3 separate regions of the Mus musculus genome follow, and regions 1 and 2 are each linked to region 3. A link is a loop called in an ENCODE intact Hi-C map of the cell type or tissue named here. Cell type or tissue: heart. All regions are shown on one strand.

Region 1 (8,000 bases), 93 kb after region 3:
GCAGGAATGGGACATGGCTGGCTTTACCCAGTTTGCAGTAGTGCTTTTTATATAGGAAAGACACACTGGGTGTTGGCTCCCTTTTGGTATAAGATGAAGATGAACATCATATTTACTTGACATCCAATGTGGATCCAGAACAGAATAATGAAGCATAGAAAAGATACTTTCTTAGCCATAAGCTAAAGCACATCAAATGTATTATTGTACATTCATTGAATGTCATCATCTCATTCCTTCCTACCAAAGCAAGACTCTGTCCCCGGGACAAAGCCACTACCTACCAAGCATCAATACGCAATCTTCACAACTTTCTGACTTATTGTGAAATCTGCTTTGGCAGTAGAATTAGAACCCTGAGCTGAAGATTCTTCAAGCTTGCTCCCCGAGACCACAGTGATGAGATACATGGCCTTCTGGTTAACAGTCTGACAAAGAAGGTTCCCGATAAGTGAACCCGCTTCCTCTCGGGGTGTCCCCGCACAAGCTGTTCTCTGGATTTCTTGCTTCCCCTGTGAAACACAGGATGTTGTACAATAGCTGTATTTTTTTTTTCAGCATTAGATGCCTGGCACTGTCATGTGTTTTAGCCTTATGCAATGTCTACAGCAGCCTAGTCAATGAATAAGTCTCAGCGGTGACTATCTCCTAGGAGGTATGTCAGGACAGTACCATTTCCAAGCCCATGTCCTCTCTTGAGGATTTTCCCAGCTACATCAAGCTAACTCAGCAAATTCCTCTTGTTCCAACTAAGTTCTACAGAGACTGGGTTCCGGAACAGCTTAAATCAAGGAGAAAATGGTACCAGAGCCTTCAGTGACAGGCCAGGTGGCTTGCTGGTGGTACCCCAGCTAAAGGCTGGCATTTCCTGTCACCTTGCAACAGGCTCCCTCCCACACAGGGGCTGGAGGCTGCTGTGAAGCTCGGCTCTCACGTGAGAAGCTACTCTGTGAACTTCCTTAGCTGGCTGAAAACATTCACGCCACCCCCTCCAGCCCCCGATCTTCAGGAACAAGCCACTCAGAATAGCAAACGAGCGGGACAATGCTGTCTGTAAAAATCTGTTTAATAAATATACATCTTAGAAGTACCAAAATAATTACCAACAAAATACAACATATACAACATTTACAAGAAGGCGACACAGACCTTAGTTGGGGGCGACTTTTAAGCACATGCCACTGAACACCTGGCTCTTACATGGGAGGACACACTGGGCTCACTTACTAGGTCTATGGTGGTTCAATCAAAAGCACAATAAATAAAACGTGGTCCTTTCATTAGGTTCTGGAAAATCACCTCCCCCCCCCCCAAAAAAAATCCCACAAACATGAACCTTAAGAGACATTTTCTTTGAATTTCAGTGATCTGTTTCCCCGGATTTCACAAAGACAACAGCCGAATCACCCCAGTAAAATGCCTGGGTCTAGGCGCTGTGTGGTGTGGTGCTAAGTATACCCTTTCTCATTTTTTTTCTTTTTCTTTTTTTTTTTTTTTTTAGAAAAATAAAACTCTATTTGTACAAATATACAAGTCCACATTCTTTTTGCCACTTTCCACTTATAATGTCAGACGCTGGCCTCCAAACACACAGTCATCATAGGGCAGCTAAAACAAGAGAGGGGAAAAAGACATATTAAATTCCTAGAACTTCACCAAGACATTGGGATAAGGGGAGAGCTGCTGCTGAAATAACTCCTATTCTTGGGCTCTTTTTCTCCTTAACCCAAATAGAACAAGGGCACCAGGCTGTAGGAGTTTCCCTTACCTATTCTTTCCTTAAAAAAAAAAAAAGTCTAAGCTATTGAGGGGGTGGAGCTTAATGGTTGAACGTGTGCTTATCACCATGTGCTAAGGCCTGGGTTCAATTTCTAGAATTCCCTCATTCCTCAACCCAAAAGGGTAAGCTCTTAAAACAAACCAGAGACAAATTCTTGGGATCCTGGCTTTGCAAGCCGAGTCTGAGAAGTTAAACAACTGAAATCCCTCTGATCCAAAGCAGCCCTAGAACAGCCGTCAGCGTGCTGAGGGGAGGAACACTCACCTCATCCTCTGTGAATTCTGACTCCGTGTCATAGCTCTCCTCATCCTCGCTCTCGGGTAGCATCTGGAGATTTTCCAGGGTCAGCTGGCCCAGCTGCTGCTGTATCCGGGTACTTGGGCGGCCCCAGGTAAGCTGGTAGGGGGAGTAGCCTTGGTAGGTTACCCTGTTGACATCAGCCCCACATTTCAACAAGAGCGAAACCAGGTCAGGATTCTGCAGGTCCACCGCAAGGTGGAGGGCTGTCCGGCCATTGCAGGGCTCCTGAAACCAAAAGCAATCAGGCGTTAGTTTACGGCTGCATCTGGAAACCTGCTCACCATCAGAGCCAGCCCAACAGAGATTAGGTGGAAGGGAGATGTACTCACCTGAGCGTTGACATCAGCACCCAAAGTCACCAAGTGCTCCACGATGGCCAGGTAGCCGTGGATAGAGGCTAGGTGCAGACACGTGTGGCCTGGAGGAGGAAGACAAAAACTGTAACTACGTGTTTCAATCCTCACACAACTCATGTCTATTGTCTTGAGGACAACCACAAACATCATCAGTTTTGAAGAACTCAGAATCTGGGTTCTGAGTGAATATCATATAGGCATCGAGGAGAAAACTTTTTAAAAAGATCACAGTGTCTGAACTTTGTATACGTTCGGAGTTTAAGACTCAAGTGGCCCCATCTCTCTCCCTCCTCTGCATCCTTGGATGGACTGGCAGACCTACCATTGTAGTTGGTGGCCTGCAGGACGGAGTGGAGATGCTGGGGTGTGCAGGTCTGCGTCAAGACTGCTACACTGGCCAGGCAGCCCTGCTCACAGGCAAGATGTAGAGGGGTATTTCCTCGAAAGTCTCGGAGCTCAGGATCACAGCCAGCTTTCAGAAGTGCCTCAGCAATTCCTGGCTGGTTGGTGATCACAGCCAAGTGGAGTGGAGTCTACAAATGGAAGAGGAAACAGAAAGGGATAAGCCATGGAGCAAACCCATAGTCTTGAGTTTCCTGAACCCCAGACACCTCCCGCTATGGAATCTGATCCTCCCATTTGTCTCTTAGGAGATCAGGCAAACAGGAGGCCCTAGGTGGGTCATAAAGACCTCACTAAACCCAAGGGATTTTTCTTCTGGTTCTAAGACGTTGGCTGATTTGAATGCAAAAGGCCAAGGCAGATAAGAACTAAGTGACTATTAATTTAGAAACGCTTTGGGGGCGACCGTGCTACATCTGACTCCACCAAGGGGTCAAAGAGGGCACCCGCGGGGCAAGCAAGCAGCGCACCTGCTGCAGGTTGTTCTGGAAGTTGAGGAAGGCCAGGTCTCCCTTCACCTGACCAATGACTTCCATGGTCAGCGGCTTCTCTTCGTGGATGATTGCCAAGTGCAGGAACCTGAGGGATGACAGGGAAACCCCCCGAGGGGTGGTGAGCACACTGCGTGGGGGGGGGGGAGGCGCGGGCTGGAGGTGGGGTTGGAGGGGGGATTGCGCAAGGCCGGGGTTTCTGGAGGCCGCGGCCGCGGTGTTTTCCGCGAGGTTATTATGAGCTGAGTGTTCCTGGCAGCCGCCCAGGGACTTTCCGTGCCCCACCCCCTCCGGGCGGGCGCCGGCCAGACCGGCCCGCCCTCCGCCGCCCGGAACGCCCTGTACTTCCCCTCGCGGCCGCGCGGCGCCCGGCGGCTGCGCGCCACCGCTGCCAGGCCGGGACTTTGCGTCCTCGCCGCCGCTGCCGCCCCGCCCCCCCCGGCCTGCGCTCGGCGACTCCGGGTCCGGGGACAGGGGAGGAGGGGGAGGGGGGAAGACAGGCGGCCCGCCGCAGCCCCGGCGCCCCGCAACCCCGGCGCCCTCGCCGTGCAGAACCCCGAGCGCGCTGCAGGCCCCGCGCGACCCCCACCGGTGCCCGGCGCCACTTACGAGTCTCCGTCCTCCGTGAGCTGCTGCTTCCAGGGCTCGGCGGCCAGCGGCGCCTCCTGCGGCTGCAGGCGGATCTCCCGCAGCTCCTTCACCATTTGCTCGTACTCCTCGTCCTTCATGGAGTCCAGGCCGCTGTCGTGGCGATCGTCCACCAAGCGCTCCTTCTTGAGGCCATCCCGCGGGCCCTCCATGGCCCAGTCCTGGCCGTGCCCAGCTGGCTGAAACATGGCTGTGCGGGGCTGAGCGGGTGCAGGCTGCAGGCTGCTGGCGGCTGGCTGGCGAGGTCTGACTGTTGTGGGCTCGGCAGCGCCGCCGCGGCGCCCTATAAACGCTGGCAGGGGATTTCTCAGGGGCGGGGTCAGGCGCGGGGAATTTCCAAGCCAGTCAGACTAGAAAAAGAACTGGCTCGTCCTCCACTGAGAAGCCTAAACCCAGGGCCGGGGTTCATCGGAGAAACTCCCTGCGATGAGCCACTGGGGTCATGCACAGGGAACTTTTTGATGAGCCCTGAGTGGCTGGAAAGTCCTCCCGACCAGGCCCCCTCCCTCTAGGTACTTCCCTGCAGCCTGCACTCAGTAACCCCAGCCCTCTGCAAGAACCCTTCTTTCCCTGGGGTTTCCCACCGGGCGATTTTGGTTTGGGGTCCCAAGCTGCGCAGCTTCCAAGGACGCAGACCTGCTAGGCTGTTCCTCTTAGCGATTTGCCAGTTTGCAGGTCTTTTCCGGTTTTTGATCTTTTTGAAAACCCAAGAGTGGAAACGCTGGCTAGGTGCAGGGATTCGCTTCTCCTAAATTTCTGCGACGACGGACATATGAGTGGTTCCGGGGCCGGCTGTGTTTTGTCTGTTCCAGGCCCTTTGCAATGCAGGGACATTTGGCTGTCCTTCACTCCTACTCCATGAAGCTGTAAAAACTTTGGCATTAAAACAAACAAAACCACCACCACCACCAACAAAAACCAAGAGCTTGGAGAACCCCTAGATTATTTCCTAGGGGTCAATAATCTTGCCCCCCCCCCCGGGGGAGGGGCAAATCCTAGCTCCGTATGGGAACCACATTTTTCCCCAAGTAATGCAAGCTGTTAATCTTAGTAGAAGTTGTAGTTTCCTTGCAACCGCAACTGTTGCGTTCTTGCTGTCGGAGTTAACTTGTTGCAGAGAATGAAGCCGGAGCTTATTGTGAATGCCTAGCAGAGCAATTGACTTAGTGCCCTAGCCAAGGCTGGCCTCTCAAACATAGCTAAAAAAGTAACTGTGAGGTATCCTGCAGGAGGCTCAAGATAGTCCTAACACAGACCCCATCTGAAACCTGCTGCTTCTATCAGCTTCCTTGCTCCCAAGGGACCGCGGCATTATGGGTAGCTGCTCCCCCAAGAAAGGGATTTGGGCCTGTGAGCCTCTAGTTTAACCGGCAAAAGTACAAATGTTACTTCCACCCCACCCCTACTTAGGGAAAATTAAAGCAACGTGGATCAGAGTTTGTCAGACCAGATCCAGGAGGCCTCTCTAGTTCTGCATAGATTTCTGGTGAGATGTGAATGATCTTTTTCTTAATGAGCCTTATGTCAGCTTTCCTCTCTTTGGAATTCCAGCGCCTCCCCCTGAGTATGCATGTGAAGACACTGAGGGAAAAGATTCAAAATCCAGGAAAAACCAAAAAGCCTCCAGACAGTAAGGGCCAGGTTAAAGTTAAAACTTCCTCAGCGAATTCTCCTTTTCCTCTCAGTGGCAAGTTGGATCTGCAAGTGTAATTGAGTGGGACATAGTGAGATTGATCATGAGCAGGACATCTCAATTCCACGCTCTGCCTTTCATTAAATACATTAGTTGGAGAAGTCACTTAACCTTTTTTTTTTATGGTATACTTGCTTTTATAATAATAAGATTGGATCTGTGCTGGTGGGGTGGTTTGAGACAGGGTTTACGTTGTAGGCCCGGCTGGTCTGGATTTCACTGTGTTGTCCCTGTTGACATTGAACTGTTAGTAGGACCTCTGCCTCAGCTTCCCCCTGAGAGCTGGAATTGCACGTCAGTCCTGGAATATTTAAGGTACTTTGTGATATCAGATGGGCATCATTTGTCTAGAAATACACGTCTCTGCTTGGAAGTATGAGTGTGGACTTTTGGAAATATCACAGTATAAATTTTTGGAGGAACCCAGCTTCGTATGCATTATGGTTAGTTCTCAGAAGTAATATTGTAAGCTAGGTGCGGTTCCCATTTTCCTAAAGAAGAAAACAAAATACTTAGAGATGTACCCAGGCCCCCTAATGTCAGTTCGTCTAATTTCTACTACAATATATTAATCATTTTGGTAAAGTATATGTTAACCCTTGGAAACACCTTGCAAAAATGAGACCAAAATGTAGTATAATTTGGAATACACTAAAAGTATTTAGCCTAGTTTGAGGTCAATATGGGCAACATAAGACCCAGTCTTGAACAGCTCCCCAGCCCCCAAATCTGTCTTCCGCTTGGGAGATAAAGCAGAGGATAGGTAGTTTCTCATCTGGAGATAGTTCTTTAAAACTGCAGAGCAGGGCTGAAGGAATGGCTCAGCAGTTAACAGCACTAGCTGCTATTCCAGAAAACCTGAGTTTGATTCCCAGCACCTACGTGGTGTCCTGCAACTCCAGTCCCGGGAGATTCAGCACCGCCAGGCACCAAGCATGAGGGTGGAACACATACATACATGCAGGCGAAACATTCATATACATAAAAAATTAAGTAATATAAAATTTAAGCAATGTACCCTATTGTAATGAATATATATATATGAAGTTAAAGTTTGTAAAAAAAAAAGCCACAGTATGGACTCAAAGCCCCATCTATAAAGGATACTGCAGAAGGTGACTTGGGGCTGCAGGTATAAAATGAAGGAGTATGTATATTTATGCCTCCTTGGGCTGTCCCGACAGCTTCAGGCCTTGGCATCAACTTCGGTATTGTTTAGTGTGACACCTAGTGGCAGGAGTCAGGCTCAAGCATTTCTGGGCTGTCACAGAACCCTTTGAAAAAATCTGGGCGGTGCTGAGGCCGGCTGACTTGGCCCTCCCTGGGAATTCCCTAGGAGTTACCTTCTGTTTACCTGCAGCTCAGGAACACTGTTGACTTACTAAAGTGAGCCAACAGGCTTTCTTTCCATGCACGGCTCCATATAGCTTAAGTCAACAACACCACAGCTCAGCAGGATTGTGTGTGGACAGACAAGAAGGAAGATGTCCAACAATGAAAGGGTCTGGCTTCTTGGAGGCGGCAAGTGAACTTGTGGATCCTTCCATGCTTCAGTTTTCTCCTCATTGTCAAACATTTATCTAAGCTTAACACTTTTAAACTGTCAAAGCTTTACATCACTGTTTTGGAGACAAGGTCTCACCATTGGGTCACAGCCAGCCTTGACCTCCTGAGTGCTAGGATTGCAATCGTCCGACACTGTGCCTAGCCCTGTCTTGGTGTTTGTGAGCTCAGGGCTGGGGATGACCTCAGGGCCTCTTGCAAAGATGATAAACACATAGTTTACCACGAAACTACACCTCAGTCTTTTGTTTTTCCTTTTAAAGCAGAAGGCAAAAATAATATCTTGTACCTTGTAGCAACTTAGTGTAGGCTGGCCTCAAGAGATGACAAGATGGCCCCACAATGGTCCCGGACTGGCTATGGACTGAAGCTCCTCTGTGGGAAAGGGATGTTGTCAAGGCAGATGAGACTGGATAGTTCATGAATCCTCCTGGGTGAAACTAAACTTCCTCCCTCAAAGGAGCTTTTGTGCAAGTTCAACCAGGTGGTCCAACCTGCCCCACCCCATCCCCCATGGGCAGACTGGCTTGGGTCAATTGTTTTAGGCAATTATTCCTAACTTGTTTTAGTCCCAGACAGGAGCGCGCAGGAATGAGACAACCCATGCTGGTGCAGCTGGGCTGGAGAAGAGAGGAGCAGGAGACCTAGAAGGGGCAAGCATGGTAGAAATGCACAGTGGCCAGCCCTGATGTGACAGTGTGAATGCAGATGTGCAACTCTGTCTCTAACTCAGGCTTCTGTGGTGGCTAGCCTCCACCCTGTAAGAC
Region 2 (8,000 bases), 48 kb after region 3:
TGTGACACTTACACTGCTGAGTATAAAGTCTGTCCTACCCCAGACAGCTTTTCTCAGCCAGCGCCGAAGTACTCATGGCTAGCATGGCTGCTGCGGCTGCTGCTGGCTTTTCTTAGTGTCTTGCTGTTCCCTCCTGTGTTAGGAACTAGCCAGTTGGGTGTGAGAGTAGCAACCTTGTTCCCAAGGCACACTCTGTAGCCCTGTCTGGGCCCTGCCCTGCAGGACTCTGGCCAGTTGACAGTTTGGGAAAACCCCTGAAGGAGCGAGGGAGGGAGCAACAGAAGCTGCTGCAGAGGTGGGAGGGGAAAGAATCACTGAGGGCTGGCACCCTCCTTCCCTTGAATGATCTCTGGCTTCCTGCCCAGGCTGAGGCCAAGTTTCACTCCTGGGCCTGGCTGTAGGCTTCTCCCCTTGGAGTGCCTGCTTCACCCTACACAAGTGATTCCCCATGCCCACCTCTGTTCTCTCCACTGCAGTCTGTGCCATGTGACCTTCCCCCTATAACTCTGCAAATCCCAGTTCATCAGCTCGTCCATTGCTTTCATGGAACTACCAGGCCCCAGAGTTGATTCCTCCCTCCCTCTTGTGGTGCTTGGGAACTGGCACGTCCTTCACGTCTGTCTCAGGAGGTCACACCCATCTCTAATGTTTGTGGATGGTCTCTCTCTCTCTCTCTCTCTCTCTCTCTCTCTCACACACACACACATCTAAAAGAAAAAGTTCTAATTACAAATCCCTCTAGACACCTCCCACTCAACAATGTCCCTGAAGACCAAGTAAAGAAGCAAATACAACCAGTTGCCACATTCTAATGGACCGAGGGATGGGAAAACAAACAAGACAACAGTGAGTTGCAGAGTCTCAGGGAGGGGGATGCACGCTGAAGTATGGAGTGCTGGATCTACTGAGGGTGTGGCTGAACTTCACTGCACTCACTTCTGAAGGTTAGCGGAAAACCCACTCCAGACCGTGTCCAGGAGAAAAACATCCTTGAACTACTCCAGACTACAAAGCTAAAGCAGAACCAGCTTCCTTCTACACCTGCTCCAATATGCAGCTGTCAGGGGTGGAGAGGCCAGCGGGTGCTTTGAGCGCTGACGGGAAGAAGGCAGTGATCATCTACATACATGATGGATGGACATGACCTGAGACAGACGGGAGGGATGCATCATGAGAGGGAGGCATGCATCAACTCTATGTCCTGGTGGATTCATTAAAAACAAAAAGGGGGTGGAGATCTGATGAATTTAAACTTGCTGGCTGGTGTGGGGGAGACCCACCTGGCATAGACTACATTGAAGGAAACAGAGGCAGGTGTGGGGATCAAAAGGAAGTACATCAGTCAGTGTGTGTGTGTGTGTGTGACAGACAGAGAGAGAGAGACAGAGAGAGACAAGGAGAGACATAGAAAGGGAGAGAGACAGAGACACAGAGCACTGTCTAAGGTCAAAGACAACTTGCAGGAGCTGGTTCCCTTTATACTATGTAGGCCTTGGAAACTGAACACAGATCCCCATGCTAGATCTGTGCCATCTCCTTGGCCCTGTTTTTGACTTTATTAACGTTGTGTATGAATTCTTGCACATTGCTGCAGTGGTGGTGGAGGGAGGGAGCTGTGTAGACTAGGCTCTCTTTTCCACCATGTGGCTTCTGCGGATAGTGCTCAGGTCTTCAGCTTTCCAGACAAGCACCCTTTACCCGCTGAGCCATTTTGCTGACCTGAGATTGGCTTTTGTAAATCTAAAATCCTTATAAATTAATATAAGAAACACCATTAAACCGGGCAGTGGTGGCACGCACCTTTAATCCCAGCACTTGGGAGGCTGAGGCAGGTGGATTTCTGAGTTTGAGGCCAGCCTGGTCTAAAGAGTGAGTTCCAGGACAGCCAGAAACACTGTCTCAGAAAGCAAACAAACAAACAAACAAAAAGCCCACAGCATGCTGGAGAGACAAGTGAGTAGCCCGACTGAGAGACAATAGAAAATATCCCCACATTGGGACTTAGAGACATCTAGCAGATGATTACCAGGGAAGCCAGGTAGCTGGCGTTCTGGATCCAGAGAGTGCCCCATGGAAGAGTGACCCCTCGAATGAGGCTTCCTAGTGAAGCGACATATGACAAGTAGATGACATCATCAAATTGGGGCTTACAAACACCCAGCAGAAATCAGCTGTGGACGATGAGGTGGTCAGCTAGAGCGTCCATTCAAGCTTTCTCTCCTCATAAATTCCCATGGCTGAGCCTGTGCTCCTCACCCCCACTGCAGGCTTTTTTTGGGGGGGGGCGTTGAGACAGGGTTTCTTTGTATAGCCCTGGCTGTCCTGGAACTCACTTTGTAGACCAGGCTGGCCTCAAACTCAGAAATCTGCCTGCCTCTGCCTCCCGAGTGCTGGGATCAAAGGCATGTGCCACCACGCCTGGTTCCACTGCAGGCATTTTTAATGTATTTATTTTTATTTTATGTGCATTGGTGTTTTGCCCGCATGTATGTCTGTGTGAGGGTGTTGGATCCCTGGAACTGGAGTTACAGACAATTGTGAGCTACCATGTGGGTGCTGAGAATTGATCCTGGGTTCCTCTGGAAGAGCAGCATCCAGTGCTCTTAACTGGGGAGCCATCTCTCCAGCCACACCACTGAAGGCATTTTTACATCACAAGATAAACACAGTAACCCCTGCTGGAAATGGTTTACCTTGTAACTGTTCTCAAGGGCACAATGTTTCATTTGGACTGTCTTGCGTTAGCTCCCTTCCTGTCACAGATATCCGGACAGCAAGTTCCAGAACAAAGAGTTTTGGAGGACGCTTTGAAACAAATATGTTTGGGTCTGAAATGGGGGTCAGGGGAGGCAACCCCATTTCCAGAGTTGGCCTGTCAGTGAATGAAATCACACACGCCAGCTTACCAAAAGGATGCCCATCACACCCTTAAATATACACTACCCACCACAGGCTACTTTTCAGATCCAATGCAGATACCACAATGACTTGTGGCTTCAGCTTGCATAGGCTCATGCTTCATTCCAATTCAGTGTGATTCAACCGATTCAGGATGAAAACCAGTTGCTTTTATGAGCTGGCCTTGCCACAGGGATGGAGGCTGGTATGCAGGAAGGGAAGGACCCAGGAGCGAACAGCCTGAGGTGAGGGGATGCTAGCTTTTTCTCAGTGCCTCCCAAGCTGGGAATTTGTCTCAGGAGCCTGACGTGAAGATCCAAGGCAAATGTGCAGTGCTCAAGCTATCACTGGTACTCTGCTCCGTGATACCTACCCTCGGGGGACCAGAACACAGAACAGTGATACAGGTTCATCTCTAAAGAGCTGCCTTCCTGATGCTGGCCTGACCGATATCAGGTTCTGGCCTACACAGCTTGTCTGTAATTTGGGCAAAGCTACTGGTCATTCAGGTGAACAGAGCTCAACACCATCTGAGCCCTCCCCTCCCCGCCCCCACACCTCTGCCAGCTCCTGGTGGCTGTGTGCAACAGTCTTGACCCCAGCAAAGTGTCTGGGCTGAGGAGGGAAGAGCAGAAAGCTTCTTCCTCTAGAGGGTTCTGTCCCTTCAGAGCTCTATGTGGTGACCCCCACCCCGCTTGCTCCTCTTCCAAGGATCCTGAAAGAAGCTGAACATGGCCGCCCTCCTAGGATTTTAGGTCAAGTCCTTAGCTGGAGCCAGGCAAGGACTGGGCCTGGCTCCTTTGCAAGGCTGACTATAACTCCTCCCATCTGCTCTTGGCCCTTCTGTCCCCACACCTCTCCACAGTGTCTACCACACAAAAAGAGGCAAGCAGGGAGGCGGGTGAGCTGGGAAACTCCCGTCACCCGGCTGCCAGCTGAGTATAATTAGCCCCGCTGCTTTCACAGAGACAACACTGTGTGCCTGCCAAGGCCAGTGCTAGCTATCTGTGGCTTGTTGGCTGCTTGCTTCTCAGGGCATTTACGCCTCCAACCTCCCTTCACTAGGAAAAAAAAAGCAAAGGCTGGGACAGAAGGTTACAGTAACAGAGACGCCTGGAGCTTGAGGACAGGCCCTAGACCTAGTGGAAATCTTAGGGTGGTTCTTTCTTCAGAGTCCCCCTCAGCCCTTCTGCCGCTTCGCCACTCATAGAAGTGAACAGTCAAGCAGGAAGTTGCGTGCACGTCTACAGCCAGCAGCTGCCTTTCCTGGCGGAGGGTTCTTGTAACAGAAGCCTCTTGGGCTCTTGGGGGCTGGTCACTGGGCCTCAGCTGTCCCAGATGACAAGCTTCAAGTGGTTTTTGCTTTTGAGGAACCGACTGCTCAAGCCCTCATGGACCTCTAACTGACTCGTGCCCCAGGCCTCTGCTGACTACAGCTCTATCTATTCCTTTCACACACTCCGGCTTCCACCCACTGATTTCCATCCTGGGCTTTGTGTCCAAGGAGATGTTGGTTAAAGCATCGTTTTGCTCCCCGAACGACGCTAGGCTGTGCTGAAACTTTGAGGGGAGGAAGGACAGCCGGAAAACATGAATCCTGGCTTGACAATGAATATATGCACTCTGCCCTCCCCTGGGACCCTGGACATCAAGTAGTACATCTGCATTGCAAGTGGACAGTTTTCTTTCTTCTTAAAGATTGATTTGTTTATTTGTATGTGCACGTGTGTGTGTCTGAATGCGTTTACCTACACCGCATGCGTTCTGGTAGCCGGTGGAGGCCAGAAGGCATTGGATTGCCCTGGAGTTTTGGAGTTATAAGTGGTTGTGAGCAATTTGATGTGGTTGCTGGGAACTGAACCAAGGTCCTCTGTAAAAGCACTAAGTGCTCTTAACCACTGAGCTGTTTCTCCAGCCTCTGGACAAAGCTTCTTGTTCAGCGGGCAGTGGTGGCACACGCCTTTAATCCCAGCACTTGGGAGGCAGAGGCAGGCGGATTTCTGAGTTCGAGGCCAGCCTGCTCTACAGAGTGAGTTCCAGGACAGCCAGAGCTACACAGGGAGACCCTATCTCAAAAAACAAAACAACAAAACAAACAAACAAACAGCTTCTTGTTTCTGCTGAAGGCTCTAGTTACCCACACCTGCTAGAGGTGCCGGTTTCTCCAGATTTCTTAGCCACTTCTCGGGCTTCCATCTGTTTTCATCCTTGAGTCCCTGAGTGATGACTCTAAGACCAGTCCCTTCTCCACTAGCCTTTCCAAACTCCTTGGAGATAAACATTCCTTAAAGTTCATATAAGGTGCCATCATGTTCTTGTCCCAAACCCAGTGGGATACTACAGTCTCGACACTCCAGTCTCATGTCAAAGCTTTTCCCCTTTAGCCCAGGTTTTCTTTGCAAGCTTGTCACCAGCTCCTCTCCACACTGGCCAATTTATCTTTCAGACTGACCATCTGTCTACTTATATTTATCGCAAACCAAAGCAGATAGAGATGGGACAAGGACAGAGAACAAGGAAGCAATTCATATGTCCATTGACAGACCTTGATATATATATAGGGTGACTTTGAACTTCAGAAAGATTTTGAGGGATTAGGGAGCTGGCTCAGTGAGTAAACATGCTTGCTTGTGCAAGTCTAATGAGTTCAATTCAATTCCTGGTACCAAGGAGACAGCATGAACAACTATCTCAGGTCCAGAGAGAGCAGTTCACAACCTGCTGCCCATCCCCCCTCCTCTGGCTCTTACATTCTTTTCGCCCTTTCTTCTGCCATGCTCTTGGGTCTTTGTGCAAAGGAGTGATGCAGAAGGCCCCTCTATGGCTGAGCACTCATGGTCACTTATTCTGAGCACTTTGATTAGTTACCACTCTCGACCTTAACTGCTGCCCAGATTTGAAGGAGCCTCTCTGGCCAAAGCTGAGAGCAGTGTAGCTCTATGTTGCTTCCTTTGCTGTGATCAAACATCATGATCAGGATGGCCTAGTTGGTCATCAATGGGAGGACAGGCCCTTGGTCCTGTGAGGTTTCTACGCCCCAGTAATGGGAATGCCAGGGCCAGGAAGTGGGAGAGGGTAGATTGGTGAGTGGAGGGGGGAGGGTGTGTGCGGAGGGGATAGGGGGTTTTTGGAGGGGAACTAGGAAAGGGGATAAAATTTGAAATGTAAATATAGAAAATATCTAATAAAAACAAAACAACAACAAAAAAGTCTTGATCAAGAGCAACTTGAGCAGGAAGGGTTTTCTTTTCCCTGGCTTCCCCTTGCGGGGAGAGACTTATGAGGTCTTATCCTTAGCTGAGGAGCCAATGGCAGTTGATGAGGGTGTGGTCTCTGGTAGTGTGCTTATACTCCAGTGGATGAGCTTATACCCATTCATTTGGTTAGCATTGGTTGGATTCAATGAATTATAAAAGAAAAAAAAATGAAGATGGGAGGGAGACACATTTGGGGAGACTTAAAGGGAGTTGGAGTTTGGGGAGTGGTTCATGAACGTAATCAGAATATATTCTATTTATGAAAATTCAAATAATAAATGAAAGATTATATACATAGGTACATGTGCGTTATATGTGTGTGCGTGTGTGTGTGCATGTGTAATTTTTTTTCTTCTGCCTCTGCCTCCCAAGGCCAAGTGTTAGGGTTAAAGGTATGTATCACCATGCCTGGCTACTGTCCTATTCTTAAGTGGAAATCTACCCATTTTGTGAGTACTTAGGAATCTGGTGCATTAAGGAAATATTTGCTAAGTGGAAGACAATCTTAATTAAGTTTTTCATATTACAATTTGTAAATGTTGGGCTGTCAAGATGGTTCAGAGGGTAAGAGTACTGACTGCTCTTCTGAAGGTCCTGAGTTCAAATCCCAGCAACCACATGGTGGCTCACAACCACCTGTAATGAGATCTGACGGCCCCTTCTGGTGCATCTGAAGACAGCTACAGTGTACTTATGTATAATAATAAATACATCTTTTTTAAAAATTGTAAATGTTGTTCATAAGTGCCACTGTCTTAAAAGGGTGTGACAGATGGGAAGACTGTAGTGATGAGAACTTGGGGCTGAGGATCAGGCTCTCATTGGCTGTGTCGCCTTAGGCAGGAGGAGCTATGTCTCAGAGCTTCAGTACTCCCCCGCCCCCCACCCCAGATGGGGAGGATTCTACCCCCATCTTCATGTATCCTGGGACCAACACAGCCCTGACACCTCAGCCCTGACAGACCCTCCGGGTACTCAGTTCATAGGCACTGCTGTTGGTTCCAGCGGCCAGCCGGCCTGGCACCCGATATGGTTTCTATCTCTACTGTGGGCCTGCTTGATTGCCTCCTGCCTCTGCCCTAGCCAAATGCCATATAAAAGGTGTAAGGACCCATACAGCACCACCTGTAACAGTTCTCCTTCCTGTGTGTGGTGCTGCCATGTGCACGTATGGACTTGGGATGGGCTGGTGAGTCTAGCCTTCAGGCAGCCTGGGAGGGTACATGACGTTGTGAGCAGATCACCAGCCCCTGGCTGCATGGAGAAGTGCTCTTAACCTCTGGCTGACTTTTGGGATTGCTCAGTGGGCATTTCAGATCATCAAAGATCAGAGGAAGGGAGGAAAGGGAAGCCTATTCATTTCCTCCCGAGCCCCGCCCCCACTCCCCCCACGGTCGCCCAGACTAGGCTCTGACCCCAGAAGGGAGGTTACTGCTTCCCTCTTCTCGGGATTCCATTTAGTAATGTTAGTGTTGCTACGATCAAGCTCATGCCGTTGCGCGCACGCACGCGCGCGTGTGCACACACACACATACACACATTGCTTCCACACACTCTTCCAACTTTGTAAACAATCCCTTTGTAAGACAGGCTATCGTAGCCTGCACTGCTTCTCAGTTTCATGCAGAACAAAAAATAGATTGTCCTGGGTCTTATATAGGCTTACCGCTTCTCTCTCTCTCTCTCTTTTTTTTTCCGAAACAGGGTTTCTCTGTGTAGTCCTGGCTGTTCTGGAACTCACTCTGTAGAGCAGGCTGGCCTCGAACTCAGAAATCCGCCTGCCTCTGCCTCCCGAGTGCTGGGATTAAAGGTGTGTGCCACCATGCCCGGCCGCTTCTCATTATT
Region 3 (8,000 bases):
GAATCCAGCTTGTATTAGATCAGATATCTGGGAACTATTGTAAGTGGAGTTTAAATTCAACTTTAAATAGAATACTCTTTTTTTAAAAATGTGTATATTTACATGAATATACCATGTGCGTGGGGGTGCCCTCGGAGACCCTATACCCTGGAGCTGTAGTTACAGGTGGTTGCGAGTTGCCTGACATGTGTGCTGTGTATGGAACTACCAGGTCCTCTGGAAGAGCAAGTGCTCTTTTTTTTTTTTTAAATATTTATTTATTTATTATATGTGAACACACTGTAGCTGTCTTCAGACACACCAGAAGAGGGCATCAGATCACATTACAGATGGTTGTGAGCCACCATGTGGTTTCTGGGATGTGAACTCAGGACCTTCGGAAGAGCAGTCAGTGCTCTTAACCGCGGAGCCATCTCTCCAGCCTGAGCAAGTGCTCTTAGCCACTGAGCACTAGATCCAAGGGATTTATTCTTTTCTTTCTTTCTTTCTTTCTTTCTTTCTTTCTTTTTTTTTTTTTTTTTTTGACAGTCTCAAGTTTTTATTCAGTGGGTCTCTGTGTCTAGAAGAAGGTGTTGGGCCTCTTGGTGGTGAAGCGTGGCTTGTGCTGGCGCAGCAACACGCGGTGAGGCAGTGGGAATTTGATCTTGGAGTAGTGGAACTGCTTGACAGCTGGCGGGCGCTACTTGCCAGCTGCAATCTCTTCCACCTTCATGATCTGGATGGAGTGGGCACGGGCACGGTGTCGGGCACCCATGTCTCGGTAGCACTGTGTGACTGCACCAGCAGTGGTCAGGTCCCGGTACTCCCGGTACATGTTGTGTGTGCCACTGCGGGAGTCATAGCGCAGCCAGATGCCAAAGTTCTTCACGCGCAGGGGTGACTTCTCAAACACCTGTCCGCAGTACACAATCTCCCCTGATGACTTCTTCATCTTCTTCAGCTGTGACACAAAGTACAAGAAGCGGGACTTGGCCACCACATGGTTGGGCGCAAAGATTCGCATACGGTACAGTGGTGGTGTATGGCATTTTGGGGTTGGCAAGCAGCGCCCCACCACCTTGTACTCCCGAAGTGTGCCCGAAGCCTTCATGGCACTGCGTGCTCGTTCACCGCCAGTCACAAAAGGCGGATTTAGTCTTAATTTATGTGCTCCAAAGGATTAACATGCTCATTCAGCAAGTATTTATTTATTTATTTATTTATTTATTTATTTATTTAGGTTTTTCGAGACAGGGTTTCTCTGTGTAGTCCTGGCTGTCCTGGAACTCACTTTGAAGACCAGGCTGGCCTCGAACTCAGAAATCCACCTGCCTCTGCCTCCCGAGTGCTGGGATTAAAGGCATGCGCCACCACGCCCAGCTATATTTATTGTTTTATATATGCTAGGTATTGTCCCCGTTAAGCTGTATCTGTGAGCAATGTTGTGGAATTCTGTCTTCTTGGCACTTAGAGTAAGAATGGAGGGATGGCAAGAAGTAAAGGTTTTGTTCTGGCTTTCTGGGTGTGAGCAGCCCGGAACATCAAAGACTGTGGAGAACCAGACAGTGTGGGAAGGTCTGCACAGGAGCCAGCAGGAGCGCCACAGGTTTCTGGAACAGCAGAGCTGCAGATGAGCCTGAAGCATGTCAGAACCAATGCTTCTCAGGCATCATCAGCCTAAGTCCACCCCCTGCCCCAGGTTCTCTGTGGGCATCAGGATGGGGCCAAGGCTGTGGTCATCTCTCACGAGGACAGTGAGGTACTGCAGAAGCTTAGCATGAGCAAGAAACAGGACAAGTTGCCCAAGATATGTGATGCCTTTTTGGCCTCCAAGTCTCTGATCAAGTAGGTCCCGATACCCTGGGTCCAGGCCTAATTAAGGCTGGCAAGTTCCCTTCCTTGCTGGCACACAGTGAAAATACCGGGCCATATTGACGAAGTGAAGTCCACAATCAAGATGAAGAAGGTGCTGTGTCTATTGTTGCTATTGCTTGAGGATGAGGAATGAGAGGTCTTACAACACCCACTGGGTTGTCTCTTTCTTAGTACCATTACTCAAGATCTGGTAAACATCCAGGTCTTATACACCAAGAGCCCTGTGCCTGCGTTAGAGCACATCCTACCATAAGGTGAATAAAACTAAGAATTATATAAGGAGCCAACTAAGACATCAGGAGCAGAGAGAGGAAATGCTGAAGATTTGACTGCTACAAGGTGTGGGCTCTAAATACAAAGAGCAGGAACTGGAAGGAAAGAGATGAGGAATCCTGGTTTTGCCTATTTTGGGTAATGAAATGTCTGTTTATTCTGATGGAGGCAACTAGGGAAAATTCAGCTTCAATGGACAGTGCAGTGCAGCCCTAGATATGAGACATCTGGATTCTAAGGTACTAACAGAGGGCTTCCCCTAGCAGTCTTACAGAGAACTTCTCCGTGACTGTTCAGGCAAACTGTAGGTGTTATAGTACACTTGGCTGGGAAGACTGAGAAAAGTACGCAAAGGTCAGGAGTTAATCCTGATGTAAGGACCTGAGCTAGAACCAAGGGACAGCAGCTCTTATCAGCACACTTGGGAATTGAAGCTGGAAAGTACCGGGTGTTCCAGAGCGGCTGCTTACATGGGCTATTTTCTTAACCCGTGTTTCAATCTTGGATGTTGTACACCCTACCCCCACCCCCAGACAGCCTTCTTTTTCCTGTGTAGCCTTACTGTGTCCTGAAACTCATTCTGTAGATCTGGCTAGCCTTGAACCCAGAGATGTCTCTGCCTTCCAAGTGCTGGGATAAAAGATGTGTCCCACCACACCTGGCTTATATTTTTTTCTAAAGGAAGAAAAAAATTAGCTCGAGAAATTAAAACTTCCTTATGAAGAATCTCTTCAAATGTTTTGCTTTAAAATGGGTGCTTTTAGAGAGAACGCCACAGATCTGAATATTTCAGTATTACATCAGTAAATTGTTATAAATATTGCTGTAAACAAAACTTTTATTTAGGGAGGGGGGAATAGCTTAATAATATGCTTCGATTTTTATATTCACTAAATAGGGGCTGTGCCCTAGGGTGCACAATGTGCAGAATTTTACAGTTTGAAAAACCACCAGTTTTCCAGGAGTTGCTTCGCCGCCTTGGAATTACTCTCCGGTATCCAGCCACCAGCAACGATCTTGCTCATCATCAACTAAGACTGCTCAACCTCTCAAGTTCCCATCTCTGGGCCGCTGTCCAAAGGAAAGTCTTGCCAGACTAGAAGAAAACTTTTGTTATTTCCAGTGGCTTCTTCCACTAACCCTCTTTCAGGCCCTACATTTAAGGGTGGCTGTTGCATTCCTTTCTCCCCCAAAACGTAGGAAGAGAAGTGGCTGGTAAAATGAAGGTTAGGAAGAACAAAGCCAGACTCCGGGAAGACAGGAGAGCAAGTACAGGCGCCCAAACTGACTGCGAACGCGGTGACCATACTGTCTCCAGAGGTCACAAGTAGGCAAAGGACAACTGCAGGCACCTTGAAAACTTCCTCTTTTGGCCACTCTGATCTCCAGAACGCACTAACGGCCGGCTGCGACCCAGAGCCACCACCCGGAAGCCCGCGGACCGCAGGCCGGGCGCGCGAGGGCCCGCCTACTCAGGGGCAGTGCTTTGGGACGTCCCGTCCCCACCGGAAACACCGCCAGTCCCTCACCAGAGCGGAAGCAGCTCCGCCGGTGCTCCGGAAGCAGTAGCCATAACTTCCGGGAGGGGGCTTGGGTCCCTGGTGTGTGTGCTACGGGGTGCAGACTGTGTTTAAAATAGCAGGAACGCCATGTCCCGGGGTTCCAGCGCCGGTTTTGACCGTCACATTACTATCTTCTCTCCCGAGGGCCGACTCTACCAAGTAGGTGAGTGACTCAGGGCCTCCTGCGGGACCTCCGAATTGCTCTGTCATGCTTCGGCCTGGAGCGAGCGGACGCGGCCCGAGGATGGTTCGGGGGCTCGGAGAAGGGCCTGAGCCAGGAAAGCAGCAGGATCGAGGTCGGGCCCGCTCTCGTCTTCCCAGCCCGGTCTGCAAGCGGGCTTGGAGGCTGAAACCGAAGCGTAGTGCTCTTCAGGAGCGCCTTACTGGCCAGACACAAAGCAGTAGGGCTTTGCACTGTGATGCCCGCCTTCTGCCTTTCGGAGTCCCCCGTAGCTCAGCGATTCTCAATCTTCCTAATGCTGCGCCCCTTAAATCCAGTTCCTCGCGTTGTGATGACCCTCAGCCATAAATTTGTTTTCGTTGCTACTTCAAAACTATGTTTTTTTTGTTTTTTTGTTTTTTTACTTCAATGAACGGTAATGTTTTTTCAGATGGTCTTAGGCGACCTTGTGAGAAGGTTTTGGTACTGGGGGTCGCGACCCACATGTTGAGAAGCACTGTTTAGCATCAGTCTACCTGGAGCCTGAGTCTTCCCTTCGCTGAGAGTGGTTGGTTCTTTAACCATCCAACTTAAATGCACACACACCACACACCCTCAACCCTCCTCTGCAGTATAGATAGATGACTTGCTTTGTGGTCAACTCTATACAAGTGTGTAAAGCCCTACCAGACACTGCTGGTTCTAGAAAAGAGATCAATGTCACTCGTCCCTACTGAAGCTGACTGCTTAAAGGAAGTGACAGGAAACCAAACGAATAAAAAGAGAAGAGTTCAGTATATGCAAAGTTCACAACTGAGAAATAAAAGAACAGCAATGAACTCCTCTTGAAGTTGGCACCCCGATTTTAACCCCCACCTGTAAGAATGCTTCTATAGTTTAAAAACTGGTTCTCAGTCTAGTTGAGGCACGGTGTGTTAGTCTTTACTAAAGGAACAGCTTTAATGGACGGAAACCTGAACTTAGCATCAGTTACTCCATGTAACAATACATTTTGGTAAGTTGAAGTCGCGGCAGGGTTTGGTCTAGGATTATAGGACAGACTTTTAAGCTCTTGCCATAGAAAACTTAGTGTCAGAAGGGCGAGACATACATCTGGTCCATGATAATTTTATTTTGAAGTTTTTTATCTCAGTGTCTTGACAAGGAGAGTCATACTATCTTGGTTGGAAATCCTAGAGTTGGCCTATAAATGGAGTTCTACTCACCTATATGCTTAGATTATTGTTTGAGTTGTTGCTTTCCCTCTTTTACTCAGGGCATGAGGTAGGCGTTGCTGAGAAAAAAACTGAAAGAGCAGTGTGAGCAAGGAGGAGAGTGTGCAGAGGTCAGGCCTTGCAGGCACACCTGGACTACCATGCCTGCTGTGCCTGCTGTGCTCCATACTAGCTGGCCTGCCACCATAGAATCTTTGCTCAATTTCTGTTTGCAAAATTGGGCTAATAATTCCTTCTATTGTGTTTTGAAGATTTAAATTAAGCAGTACATATATTGCTTATTGTGTGCTATTATATATTGAGTACTTGGTATAACAGGATGCCTGTTTGAAACTTTGACTTAAAAAATAATCTATTCAATTAGTCCCTCTGTAGATACAGAATCCCTTTCTTTGGGTCCATCCTTCTTAGTTTGCTAGTGAAGTATATTCACAATATTGTAATTGCTGTGCATTAGACTAAACTTTAGGTCTCCCAAAGATCCAGAATCTAAGAACTATAAAAATGCAAACTGTTAACCTAGATAGCTGTGGAATAATATAACAAACTGGGGTGGTGATAGGGGAAGTAAGAATTAATAGGATGTTCCTCCTTTGCCATACTTTAAACATTTAATTCCCAACACCAAAATAAATAGTCTAGCAGTGATCAAGGAATAAATTTAAATTATACTACTAAACATAGTTATAAACATGATCTGTAATTTTAACAGTACCAGTTGGTAGACTTTTAAGGAAATAACACTTTGATAACTATTGACTTTTTTTTGGTTTGGTTGGTTTTTTGCTTTTCTTTTAGACCTTAAAATAATAATTTAAAAAAATTACATTAATCTATTTTGTGTATACAGAAGTCAGTTCTCTCCTCCCATGTAGATCCTGGGAATCAACTCAGTGTGGTGTGTGTGTGTGTGTGTGTGTGTGTGTGTGTGTGTGTGGCTGCTCGCCTGCCTGCCTGCCTGTCTGTTTGAATTCAGGTTCTCTGCCAGAGTAATACACTCTTAATCCTTGAGCCATCTCTCTAGCCTCTGAAATTTTTTTTCTTAATTAATGTGTGTTTGTAGGTTGTGTTTGTGTATAAGCATGTGCTAGGAATTGCAGAACATGTAAGTTAATAATTCAGTTTTTAAAAAATTATATTGTATTTGTTGTCTGTGTATGTGTTTGTGTCTTCATGTGCATATGTGTATATATGTATATGCCCATCAAAGGGCAACTTGGGAGAGCTGCTTCTCTCCACTGTGTGGGTCTTAGGATTGTCCTGTCAGGCAGTGGGTGCCTTTAATCTATGAGCATCTCTCTGGCCATAAAGTTCTTCCTTAATGTGTGTATACAAATTGCATTTGTATAGGTGTGGTTAAGAATTAATAGAGCAAGCCGGGCGTGGTGGCACATGCCTTTAATCCCAGCACTCGGGAGGCAGAGGCAGGAGGATTTCTGAGTTTGAGGACAGCCTGGTCTACAGAGTGAGTTCCAGGACAGCCTGGGCTACACAGAGAAACCCTGTCTCAAACCCTGCCCTCCTCCCCAAACAAAAGAGCACATTAGTTTAAAGTTTAATTTTAAGGTTTGGGTTGCAGCTTGGTGTTTATAGCACCTAAGAAGATGGGGTGGGGTACAGAGGAAGAGGGAGGAGACTGTTAATTATATGTATCTACACACATACATGTCTACACCAAAAACTTAACAGGCTCAACACTGTTATAAGTCTCATATTCTCTCCTGTGCCAGTTCCAAGATTGCTAATGACCCCACTTTTGAAGATACCTGTTTTAGAAAACAAATATTCGGGAGTTATGTAAAATGATTTTGTAGCCTTCAAATTTAGGGAAACAGCAGAATATCTCATGATTTTTGCTGGTTTTTGTTTGTTTGTTTTTGTTTTTTGATTTTGTTTTTCTGAGACAGGGTTTCTCTGTGTAGCACTGCCTGGCTGTCCTGGAACTCACTCTGTAGACCAGGCTGGCCTCAACCTCAGAAATCCACCTGCCTCTGCCTCCCAAGTGCTGGGATTAAAGGCGCGAGTCACCACCGCCCGGTGATTTTTGCTGTTTTTTAAAGGTTTATTTTTAATTATATGTACGTGTGTGTAGGTCTGCACGGGGGTATATGCACTTTAGTACAACTGTCTGCAGCGGCCAGGAACATTGGATTCCTCTGGAACTGAAGACTGAGTTGAGTGTTGAGCTGCCTGATGTAGTTCATGGGAACTGAACTTGAATCCTCTGCAAGAGCAGTAAATACTGTTAACTGCCGAGCCATCTCTCCAGCTCCTCATCTCTTTTCTTTCCTCTTTCCCTTCTTGTCTCTTCTTTTCTGGCTTTGTTTGTTTGGGGTTTTTTGTTGTTTTGTATGTGGTTTTTCTAGACATGGTTTCTCTATAACAGCCCTAGCTATCCTGGAACTCACTTTGTAGACCAAATCAGCATCTTTTGGGTTTTTTGTTGTTTTGTATGTGGTTTTTCTAGACATGGTTTCTCTATAACAGCCCTAGCTATCCTGGAACTCACTTTGTAGACCAAATCAGCATCTTTTGGGTTTTTTGTTGTTTTGTTTTTTGTTTTTAAATAATCAAACTTTATAGGCTATTTGGATTTTTCATTTTAACTTTTCAACTAATGTTTATCTAGAAATAAGAAATTATATTTATATGCCCAAATTCAATATGGCATTTTAAACAAAAGTGTGAGTGGGAAGTGTTAAATTGTGTTGCTACTTACTAGCCCCCCAGAGTCACTTGTACAGGCTTTATAATGTGTGTCCAAAAGAGGAGGGGGTGCTGCCTGCTGCTGACACTGAGCCATTCATTCCCTGGTACTGTTTGCTTGTCCTGAGCTTTTGACGTAGTAGACATAGTACCTTCTATAGTTAGCCTGCTTCCACCCTAATGTTTCAGAAATGAAAAGTTGAAGAAATG

The links. A loop is a pair of places that touch in the nucleus more often than their neighbours do. Peaks named below come from ENCODE experiments on the same cell type or tissue, not always from the same donor. Only the 100,000 strongest peaks of a DNase experiment are listed, where the experiment ranks them.
Region 1: a loop joins it to region 3, with 7 times the contacts of the local background. A loop is called at or near these places in 24 of 42 quality-filtered maps.
Region 2: it touches region 3 in a loop (2.5-fold over the local background); 10 of 42 quality-filtered maps call a loop at or near these places.

The regions. Positions count from the first base shown.
Region 1 is chr12:55,488,362-55,496,361 of GRCm38, forward strand. Nfkbia (nuclear factor of kappa light polypeptide gene enhancer in B cells inhibitor, alpha) reads right to left here and starts at 4,286. Exons shown (of 6, transcript NM_010907.2): 1 at 3,939-4,286; 2 at 3,309-3,417; 3 at 2,759-2,969; 4 at 2,410-2,498; 5 at 2,045-2,305; 6 at 1,048-1,608. The coding sequence starts at 4,165. The coding sequence ends at 1,561. Gm36634 (a long non-coding RNA gene) reads left to right here and starts at 4,934. Exons shown (of 3, transcript XR_381610.3): 1 at 4,934-5,985. In heart, CTCF peaks have their summits at 3,680, 3,979, 4,183 and 6,911 (motif pointing left); DNase peaks (open chromatin) are centred at 2,930, 3,690, 4,310, 6,930 and 4 weaker places; H3K4me3 peaks cover 2,692 bases; H3K27ac peaks cover 2,460 bases.
Region 2 is chr12:55,443,061-55,451,060 of GRCm38, forward strand. No RefSeq gene overlaps it. Among named protein-coding and RNA genes, the nearest start is that of Gm36571, 14 kb to the left of the region's middle. In heart, a CTCF peak has its summit at 4,122; DNase peaks (open chromatin) are centred at 301, 3,851, 4,151 and 7,451; H3K4me3 peaks cover 436 bases; H3K27ac peaks cover 3,285 bases.
Region 3 is chr12:55,395,140-55,403,139 of GRCm38, forward strand. It overlaps Psma6 (proteasome subunit alpha 6), which reads left to right and starts at 3,686. Exons shown (of 7, transcript NM_011968.3): 1 at 3,686-3,852. The coding sequence starts at 3,777. It also overlaps the pseudogene Rpl18a-ps1. In heart, a CTCF peak has its summit at 3,688; DNase peaks (open chromatin) are centred at 2,592 and 3,612; H3K4me3 peaks cover 2,854 bases; H3K27ac peaks cover 1,798 bases.